Regions from separate parts of the Homo sapiens genome. Here region 1 is linked to region 2. Evidence: read pairs that join two places in POLR2A ChIA-PET (ENCODE). Cell type or tissue: Panc1. All regions are shown on one strand. Each heading gives the region's core, and the rest is flanking DNA. Links, peaks and the distances in the headings are about the cores only.

Evidence for each region. ChIA-PET counts read pairs that join two places held together with the same protein. Peaks named below come from ENCODE experiments on the same cell type or tissue, not always from the same donor. Only the 100,000 strongest peaks of a DNase experiment are listed, where the experiment ranks them.
Region 1: POLR2A ChIA-PET joins it to region 2 with 14 read pairs; 2 of 35 experiments call an interaction of 5 or more read pairs at or near these places.

The regions. Positions count from the first base shown.
Region 1 is chr1:183,432,734-183,438,123 of GRCh38, forward strand. LOC105371646 (a long non-coding RNA gene) reads left to right here and starts at 1,157. Exons shown (of 4, transcript XR_922351.2): 1 at 1,157-1,321. In Panc1, for the core only: no CTCF peak of the experiment used is centred there; no DNase peak of the experiment used is centred there; H3K27me3 peaks cover 226 bases.
Region 2 is chr1:182,911,953-182,917,342 of GRCh38, forward strand. The region is part of intron 6 of SHCBP1L (SHC binding and spindle associated 1 like); the gene reads right to left. Among named protein-coding and RNA genes, the nearest start is that of SHCBP1L, 39 kb to the right of the region's middle. In Panc1, for the core only: no CTCF peak of the experiment used is centred there; no DNase peak of the experiment used is centred there.

The sequences.
Region 1 (5,390 bases), core at 126-5,125, 520 kb after region 2:
TTTTTCTCCTGTCCTCACTCTGGATGGGAGCTCTTCTTACTCTCCACATCAGTACAGGAAAGGTATTTGCAAGAGCAGGAAGTAAAGGAAACTGGCAGGAGACTATTAAAAGTCTTTCTGACTTTAGGCCGGGTGCAGTGGCTCACACCTGTAATCCCAGGACTTTGGGAGGCCAAGGCAGGTGAATCACTTAAGGTCAGGAGTTCGAGACTAGCCTGCCCAACATAGTGAAACCTTGTCTCACTAAAAATACAAAAATGAGCCAGGTATGGTGGCACATGCCTGTAATCCCAGCTACTCCAGAGGCTGAGGCACAAGAATCATTTGAACTCGGGAGGCAGAGGTTTCAGTGAGCCAAGATCACGTCACTGAACTCCAGCCTGGGTGATAGAGTAAAACTCTGTCTCAAAAAAAAAAGTCCTTGTGACTTTTGTTTTTTGAGATGGAGTTTTGCTCTTGTTGCCCAGGTTGAGGTGCAATGGCATGACCTCAGCTCACTTCAACTTCCACCTCCTGACAATTCTCCTGCCTCAGCCTCCCAAGTACCTGGGATTACAGGCGCCCACCACCATGCCAGCTAATTTTTTGTATTTTTAGTAGAGATGGGGTTTCACCATGTTGGCCAGGCTGGTCTCAAACTCCTGACCTCAGGTGATCCACCCACCTTGGCCTCCCAAAGTGCTGGGGTTACAGATGTGAACCACTTTGCTCAGCCTTGGCTTTTTACTCTAAACCTGGATTTGTCTTGTAGGGGCTTAGAAGCTAGCAGGGATTATTATCATCATTTTCCCATTGAGAAAATAGGCAGTGGAGTCAAATAATTTGCCTATAATCAGTCAGCTATTACACCTGGCAGAGCCAGGATTTGAACCAGGTCTGCCTGAGTCCCTGCTGCCTTTTTGAAAGAAGACTTATGGATCGGGGTACACAACTGCCTCTCCACTGCAGCACTGTAATGTAAGTGAGAGTATCCAGCTGCTATCTTTGATCTCTCTTGACCCTCACTCATGATAACAAGCCTGGATGAGGACAGAAAGAGCTGCTGCACTACCCCACTTTGCAGCCTAGTGACATGTCCAGCAGGCTAAGGACACCAGCTTATCTGAAAGTGACTGCCAGCCAGAGTCCCACCAGTTGGAATTCCAGTCGTGTGTGGGGTGGGTAGGGCAGCACTCACTGCCTGTGATCATCAGTGTCCTTGTTCTGCTCCCTCCTCTCACCCACCCCACCCCTGCCAAGGCCTCCCTAGCCCTTCAACTGTGAGGCTTTGGGAGGTCTCAGGCTCAGCATATCTCTTTCAAAGAAGACTTCCTGACAGAAGGTAAGTGCAGGCCAGTTGCAATGAAAATGCTTTAAAATCTTCCTTTAGGCCCTAAAGAGTATAAGCTGAAGTGGTTTCCAAGATGATTTGAGCAAATTCATCACCTACAGAAGGTGTCATTAATACATAGTAGAGAGTTTATTTCTTCATATCAATGGCACTGAAAGGGTATTCGGAAGTAATCAAACTTTGAATAATCAGGAATGATGAGTCTTTTGCTTTCTTAGCCTCTCTGCAAAAAGTGCAGAAGCCATATGTGGATTAAAATTAAATATGCTACCAAAAAGGAGGCAATTTCACAATGCAATGTGTAAGTAACTCCCTTAGTGGTTAACTTGGACACACTGTTCTCTCTATTCTCTTGCCATTCTGCTATTTAGCAAACGCAGGACACTGAAAGAAAAGAAAGTATTTTTCATATGAAAATGACCCATATCAGATTTAATTTATCAATCTTGGAAATGGGGTTCAGAGTGGGAAGAATGAAGCTCACTCATACCTTTTCCTAAAAGCTCCATTAACAAAAAAGGCAAGTTTGAGCAAGATAGGGTTTTTCTGAACATAAAGCGGGATTTAGAGTGTTTGTTTCTTTGGTGTGTGTGTGTGATGTGTGTGTGTATGTGTGTGTGACGAGGGAGTTGTCTTAACAGGAACTTTTGTTATGAGAAATGTGCATATTATTGAAAATAATACAAGTAAGAAAAACTAAAGTAGAGAAGTATATCATATATTAGTCAAACTTCATATATGTAAATCTATATTTAGGGAGTGATTATTTAATTTTTTGTTTGAGAGAAAGATTCACATATAGAATTTCTCTACATACCAAGATCCTGATTGGACATCCATGCTTCAAGATTTAGGAAAATTTAATTTACACTCGCATTTTTAGGCTCGCAAAGCTTTTGAGTAAAAAAAAAAATGTACCAGAAATAAGATGGAGTGAATAAAAATACATTTTTAACAGAAAGAGTCTTTCTGTATAAACAAAGAAAAGCCAAGTTATGGATACAGTAAGAAGCCAATGTTGGGTTAATTTATCTAGGTTACCTTTAGTTGCTGCCTTGATTAACTTTTTGCCACCCCCGTCCCCCCTCCCTCCCCGCCACACAAATGACACATATCTTAAACAGGGTTGCAGAGGGGGAGTTCAGAAAAAAAAAATGCTTAAGAAGATTGATAGATACTTTTGTATACAAATAATGAAATTATCCCAGGTGATTAGTGTTTATTCATTAAAGCGTCCATCATTAAAGATTAGTTCTTGGCCTTCCCTATTTAGCCCAGTCCTTACCAATAAGCTGCAGTTTAAAGTGGTAAATATGCATGTTGCTAAAATTATTCCATAATTTAAAAAATCTCAAATGAACAAATTTATCTTGTTTCCAATTAGTCTAAATAAATTAGATATTAGTATAGAGATTACAAAGTTATTTAAGAAAGAAATTCCAGAATCAAAAAGAAGAGCGGTTGAGGTGCTTTTTTTCTAACTAAACTTGAGGGTTGCGTTTGAGACAGAAAGTGGAAAAGAGACTTTTTTTTTCTGAGTATTGTGGACACTGTTGGTTGCCAACTCTTCTTCCTTTTTAGGCTATCATTCCCAGCTCTCTTTAAAGCCAGTGTAACTATGTGACCCAGTTCTGGCCAATGATATATGAGGGGAAGTCTGCTGGGGTGGGAGGAGGAGTTTACTTCTGGGAATGACTTTTATTCCTGATCAAAACAGATGAGGGTTCAATGCAACTGTATGAAGATGTAATCTTGGAGCTGCAGCAGCAATTTTATTACCATGAGATAAACTTTGAAGACTCTGAGGGTGTCAGCATGGAGAAAATAATTGATCTTTAATGGCATTGTGGAGCCACTTCCCAACCCCAGAACCATCTATCGCCAGATATAGTGTTAATTGCTTAAGCCACTATTTGTCATGTGTTCTGTGACTTGCAGCTATATGTATCCTGGTGGATACAACAGACCTAGCAAAGGAAAGGATATATATATATTTTTTGGTCAACATCTCACTCTGTTTCCCAGGCTGGAGTACAGTGGTACAATCACAGATCACTACAGCCTTGAACTACTGGGCCCAGGTGATCATCCTGCATCAGCCTCTGGAGTAGCTGGGACTACAGGCACATGCCTCCACACCCAGCTACTTAAAAAAAAATTTTTTTTTGTGGGAGCTAAATGATGAGATCTTATGAACACAAAGAAGGAAACAACGGACACTGGGGTTTACTTGAGGGAGAGAGTGGGAGGAGGAAGAGAAGCAGAAAAGATAACTATTGGATACTGAGCTTAATACCTGGGTGATGTACCTATAAAAATATGTACAACAAACCTCTGTGACACCTGTTTATCTATGTTACAAACCTTCACATGTACCTCCAAACCTAAAATAAAAATTAAATTATTATTATTATTTTTTTTTAAGAGACAGGGGTCTCACTATGTTGTCTGGGCTGGTCGGTAACTCCTGGCCTTAAGTAATCCTCCCACCTTGGCCTCCCAAATCCCTGAGGTTGCATGAGCCACCACACCTGACCCAGAAAGCATTATTCAACCAGAGCCACCATTAGTCCATTTGGTGCTTCTATGTAACTTGGAAACTAGGTGCTTCGACACCTCCAGGTGTCGAGTCCCACCTACCCACTTTGCCAAGCACCCTTGTGCCATCACAGGTAACTGCATTGCTTCCTTACAAGTTTATGGAAGGTCTGCCTCTGCTCAAAGGACTCAGGTTGAGGCTGCCAATTCCAAAAGAGGAGGAGAGGGCAATGTGAGTTTCTTTTGCTTTCTGTCACATTGCAAGTGCATATATTGCATTGCTTATATATACTCTTGCAAAGTGAAAATATGCACTTGTAATGTGAAATGGACGTTATAGTGCAGATTATTTAATTATCTCATTCTTCTTCTCTGTTTGATCTACCAGCAGCACTTCATTTGTACACCTAGCATGACATCATTTAGCCTTCACTTGATGCATATAAGAAATTTACATATTAGGTTGGCCACAATGCATTAGCTGGTACTATGTCATTTTCATCATGTTTAACCAAAATTTCACGTTATTAAATAAAGTATTTTTATAAAAAAGTCTAATTAACATAAACACTATAAAAAACTAGTTTTGTCTGTGAAACTGGTAAAATTAATCCACAGGAGCACAGCGATACATGTAGGATAATAATGACTTTAAATTTAAGACATGCAAAGTTAACAGAAGTCTGACATAACATGCTTTCCCACTCATTAAATATTATATGCTGTTACTATGGGTATTCACTGATATACACTAAACTGGAAACAAACATGGTGACTAACACTGCATGACAAGATCCAGAATAATCTTATATTAGATGATCATAAAATATAAACATATACTTTAAAATTCTCCTTGAACTTTTAGATCCATTTGAAAACTTTAACATAATGTATTTAAAACATCTCAGCTAATACTATACTTTCAAGGATCATTTCTATAATTAATTGAAACATCTAGGTTGACAGCCTGAATAGACAAAGTAATAATCATAACTAGACCAGATATGACATAGATGTTAGAACTAGACAGGGAATATTATAATTATGATATTAATACTACTATATTAATATAATATATAAAGATCAAAGGAATAGAATACATAGCCCATAAATAAATGCACTCATATACAGTCAATTGATTTTTTTTGGTTGTTGAGACGGAGTCTGGCTCTGTCACCCAGGCTGGAGTGCAGTGGCGCAATCTCTGCTCACTGCAAGCTCTGCCTCCCAGGTTCACGCCATTCTCCTGCCTCAGCCTCCCGATTAGCTGGGAATACAGGCACCCGCCACCACACCTGGCTAATTTTTTTTTATTGTTTTATTTTTAGTAGAGATGGGGTTTCACCATGTTAGCCAGGATGGTCTTGATCTCCTGACCTCGTGATCCACCCACCTCGGCCTTCCAAAGTGCTGGGATTACAGGAGTGAGCCACCGCGCCCAGCCATCAGTTGATTTTTGACAAGATTCAAATTCAATTCAACAGAGAAAATACAGTGTTTTCAACAAATGGTACTGGAATAA
Region 2 (5,390 bases), core at 94-5,093:
ATATGGGTTTTCATTCACACCTCCTGACTCATAACTTCCACAGTCCTTATTACAGCTTTTTGTTATAATGTTGGGTGCTTTAGGCCTCATGAAACAGAATCTCTCTAACCTTCTCTTGCTCTCCTTTCACCTGCCCCAGGGCAGGACTCTAATATTCCTGTGCTTTTCTGATTGTGGGTCATAAGACCCTCATTCCAAACCAGATTCCGCCAGGCACGGTGGCTCACGCCTGTACTCCCAGCTCTTAGGGAGGCAGAGGTGGGAGCATAGCTTGAGCCCAGGAGTTTGAGACCTGCCTGGGCAATATAGCAAGACCCTGTTATCCACAAAAAAGAAAAAAAGAGACAAAACATAAATAAATAAACTGGGTTCCACCCCATAATTTGAGGCCAATCATGTTTTAACACAGTTGTCCAAAGAAACCCAAGAGGACTAGGTTCAGAGAGCCTTCAGAAAGCTGACCTCATAACATTTCCTGGAGGATGATATACCTGGAGGAGGGCATGGGAGCTCTGTGTACTTTCCCTGATACCTTCCCCTACACACCTTTTCATCTGTATCCTTTGTAATATCAATTTTTTTTTTTTTGAGACACAGTCTCACTCTGTCACCCAGGCTGCAGTGCAGTGGCGCAATCTCGGTTCATTGCAACCTCTGCCTCCTGGGTTCAAGTGATTCTCCTGCCTCAGCCTCCCAAGTAGCTGAGATTACAGGTGTGCACCACCACACCCAGCAAATTTTTGTATTTTTAGTAGAGACGGGTTTTTGCCATGTTGGCCAGGCTGGTCTCAAACTCCTGACCTCAAGTGATCCACCTGCCTCGGCCTCCCAAAGTGCTGGGATTACAGGCATGAGCCACTGTGCTTGACTGTAATATCCTTTATAATAAACTGGTAAACATAGGCCAGGCACTGTGGCTCACGCCTGTAATCCTAGCACTTTGGGAGGCTGAGGTGGGTGGATCACAAGGTCAGGAGTTCAAGACCAGACTGACCAATATGGTGAAACCCCTTCTCTACTAAAAATACAAAAATTAGCTGGGTGTGGTGGTGTGCGCCTGTAATCCCAGCTACTCAGGAGGCTGAGGCAGGAGAATCGCTTGAACCCAGGAGGTGGAGGTTACAGTGAGCCGAGATCACACCACTGCACTCCAGCCTGGGTGACATAGCAAGACTCCATCTCAAAAAATTAATTAATTAATTAAATTAACTGGTAAACATAAATGTTTCTCTGAGTCCTGTGAGCTGCTCTAGTAAACTAATTAAACCCAAAAAAGGAGTTGTGAGAACCCCAACTTGAAGTCAGTCAGTCAGAAGTTCTGGAGGCCTAGACTTGTGACTGGTGTCTGAGGGAGAGGAGCAGTTTTGGAGGCTGAGTCTCCAACCTGTAGAATGTGACACTATCTACTGTATGCTGAAATAGAATTGTAGGACACCCAGTTGGGGTCTGCTGGAGAACTGATTGATTACTTGCTGGCAGGGAGAAAGCCCCACATATTTTGGGGTCACAGAAGTTTTCTGTATTGATAATTCTTGTTTTGTTGTGAAAACAGAGGGAAAATATGGTTTGAGTGTTTTCCTAACAAAGGCAGAAAAAATACTTGAAAACGTAATGGCCGAAAACATCCCAAATTTCATTAAAGACATGAATCTACATATCCAAGAAGTGTAATGGACTTTAAGTAAGATAAACACAAAGAAACACACATTAACAAATATTATAATCAAACAATTAAAATCCAAAGATAGGCGGGGCACAGTGGCTCACACCTGTAATACCAGCACTTTGTGAGGCCAAGGCAGCTGATCACCTGAGGTCAGGAGTTCCAGACCAGCTTGGCCAACATGGCGAAACCCCATCTCTACTAAAAATACAAAAATTAACCAGATGTGGTGCCACATGCCTGTGATACCAGCTACTGGGGAGGCTGAGGTAGGAGAATTGCTTGAACCTGGGAGGCAGAGGTTGCAGTGAGCCAAGATCATGCCATTGCACTCCAGCCTGGGCAACAAGAGCAAAACTCCATCTCAAAAAATAATAATGATAAAAAACAATCCAAAGATAAATAGAGAATCTTACAAGCAGCATGAGAGAAGCAATGCATTAAGTATAAGAGATCTTTAATAAGATTAAGGCTGCTTTCTCATCAGAAACCATGGAAGCCAGAAAGCAGTGGGATTTAAAAGTGCTGAAAGATAAACAACCAAAAATTCTATATCTAGAAAAAATACCTTTTCAAAATGAAGAAGAAATTGACATTTCTAGATAAAAAAAGTTAGGCCTATCCTAAAAGAAATGCTAAAGGAGTCCTTCAGACTGAAATGAAATAGACAACAGAAGTAACTCAAAGCCATATAAAGAAATAAAAAAATTCCAGTAAAGGTAAAATCAAGGGTAAATATAAAGGCAGTATTACTGTATTTTTGGTTTGTGACTCCTTTTTTTGTTTCCTATATAATTTAAGATACCGATGCCTAAAACAATCCTTGTAAATCCATGCTAATGGGGAAACAATGTATAAAGATGTAATTTGTAACAATAACAACATAAAGGGACGATGGAGCTGTATGCTATTAAAGCAAAGTTGGTATCAATTCAAACTCAATCGTTATAAATGTAGGATGTGAATTACAATTCCCTTGATAATCACCAAGAATATAACTAAAAAATACATACAAAAGGAAATGTGGAGTAAATCAAAATGGTACACTAAAAAAAAAATCATAAAACACAAAAGAAGATGGTACTGAAAGCACTGCGTAACAAAAAAAAGATATTACTTGTAGGAAAAACAGTAGCCAATGACAGAAGTAAGTCCTTCCTTATCAGTAAACATTTTAAATGTAAATGGATTAAGATCACCAATTAAAAAAGACAGGTAGAAAGGATAAAGAAAAATAATCCAACTATATGATGTTACAAGAATCTCATTTCAGGCCGGGTGTGGTGGCTCATGCCTGTAATCCCAACCCTTTGGGAGGGCGAGGTGGGCGGATCATGAGGTCAGGAATTTGAGACCAGCCTGGCCAACATGGTGAAACCCCATCTTTACTAAAAATACAAAAATTAGCCAGGCATGGTGGTGCATAATCCCAGCTACTCAGGAGGCTGAGGCAGGAGAATCACTTGAACCTGGGAGGCGGAAGTTGCAGTGAGCTGAGATCGCACCATTGCACTCCATTCTGGGCAACAGAGGCAGACTCTGTCTCAAAAAAAAAAAAAAAAAAAAAAAAAAAAAAAAAAGAATCTCACTTTAGATTCAAAGACACAAGTAGGTTAACAGTGAAAGAATAAAAAGATATTCTGTACAAACAGTAATTGAAAAAGAGCTGGGGTGGCTACACTAACATTAGATAAAATAGACTTTAATAACACAATTGTTGCTAGAGACAAAGAAAGGTATTATATATTAACAAAAGAGTTAATTCATCAAGAAGATGTACCAATAAGCATATGCAAACCAAACAACAAGGTCTCAAAATGTATGAAGTAAAACATTCACAGAATTGAAGTAAGAAATAGTTTTATAATAATAGTTGAAGATTTCTATACCACTTTCAAAAATAACTAGAACATCTAGACAGAAGAACAATAAGGAAATAGAGGACTTGAACAACAGTATAATCTAACTAGACCTAACATACATATATACACTGCCCCCCAAGTCCAACACAAAAGGATATGCATTCTTCTGGAATGCATATGGAACATTCTCCAAGATATACCATCTATTAGGCCACAAAACAAGTCTCAATAAATACATCTTCTCTGACTACAATGGAATTAAAGTAGAAGTCAATTATGGAAAGAAAACTGAAAAATTTAGACATATGTGAAAATTAAACAACGTATTCTTTTTTTTTTTTTTTTTTGAGACGGAGTCTCACTCTGTCGCCCAGGCTGGAGTGCAGTGGCGCGATCTCGGCTCACTGCAAGCTCCACCTCCCGGGTTCACGCCATTCTCCTGCCTCAGCCTCTCGAGTAGCTGGGACCACAGGCGCCCGCCATCACGCCCGGCTAATTTTTTGTATTTTTAGTGGAGACGGGGTTTCACCGTGTTAGCCAGGATGGTCTCTATCTCCTGACCTTGTGATCCGCCCCTCTCGGCCTCCCAAAGTGCTGGGATTACAGGCGTGAGCCACTGCGCCCGGCCTGACAACATATTCTTAAATAACAAATGGCTCAAAGATGAAACAAAAGGAAAATCTGAAGATACTTTGAGATAAATGAAAATGAAAACACAACATACCAAAATTTATAGGATGCAGGAAAAACAGAGCTCAGAGAGAAATTTATAGCAGTAAATGCCTACATTAAAAAAGAAAGATCTCAAATCAGCAATCTAATTTTACAACTTAAGAAACTAGAAAAAGCAAATTAAACCCAAAGCCAACAGTAAAAGGAAACGATACAGATTAGAGTTCAATGAAATAGAGAATAGGAAAAATAAAAACAAAATCAAAAATTAATTTTTTGAAAAGATCAACAAAATTGACAAAAGTTTAGCTAGACTAAGAGAAAGAGGAGGCACAAACAACTAAAATCAGATATGAAGGTAGATACATTACTACTGACCTTAAAGAAATAAAAATTATTTATAATGATATTCTATGATTATACTATCATTATATGTACACCTATGAACAATTGTACACCAACAAATGCACTGATTTCATACCAACAAAAATTAAGTATACAAATTCCTAGAAACACACAGTTTACCAAAACTGGCTCTAGAAGAAATATAAAATCTGAACAGACCTGTAACAGTAAAGAGATTAAAAAATCAGTAAGCAAAAATCTCCCAACAAAGAAAAGTCCAAGATCAGATAGCTTCATTGATAAATCTACCAAACATTTCAAAAATTAACACCATGAACACTAAATAATAACTTATGAATGCAAAGAGGAAAACAACAGACACTGGTGTCTACTTGAAGGTAGAGGGTGGGAGGAAAGACAGGAGCAGAAAAGATAACTATTGGGTACTGGTCTTAATACCTGGGTGATGAAATAATATGTATAACAAACCCCCATGACACGAGTTTACCTATGTAACAAATCTTCACGTGTACCCCCAAACCTAAAATAAAAGTTAAAAAAAAAGAATTAACACCAATCTTTCCCAAATTCCTCCAAAATCTGTGAGAACACTTCCTAATTCTCAGGCAAGCATTATCTGATAACAAAGCTAGACAAAAATACCAGAAGAAAAGAAAACTATACAGCAATATTCCTTTTGAATATAAATGCAAAAATCCTCAATAAATCCTAGCAAACTGAACTCAACAACATATTTAAAAGGTTATACATGATGATGAAGTGAGATTTATTCCAAGAATTCAAGAGTGATTTAATATACAAAAATCAATCATAACACACCACATTAA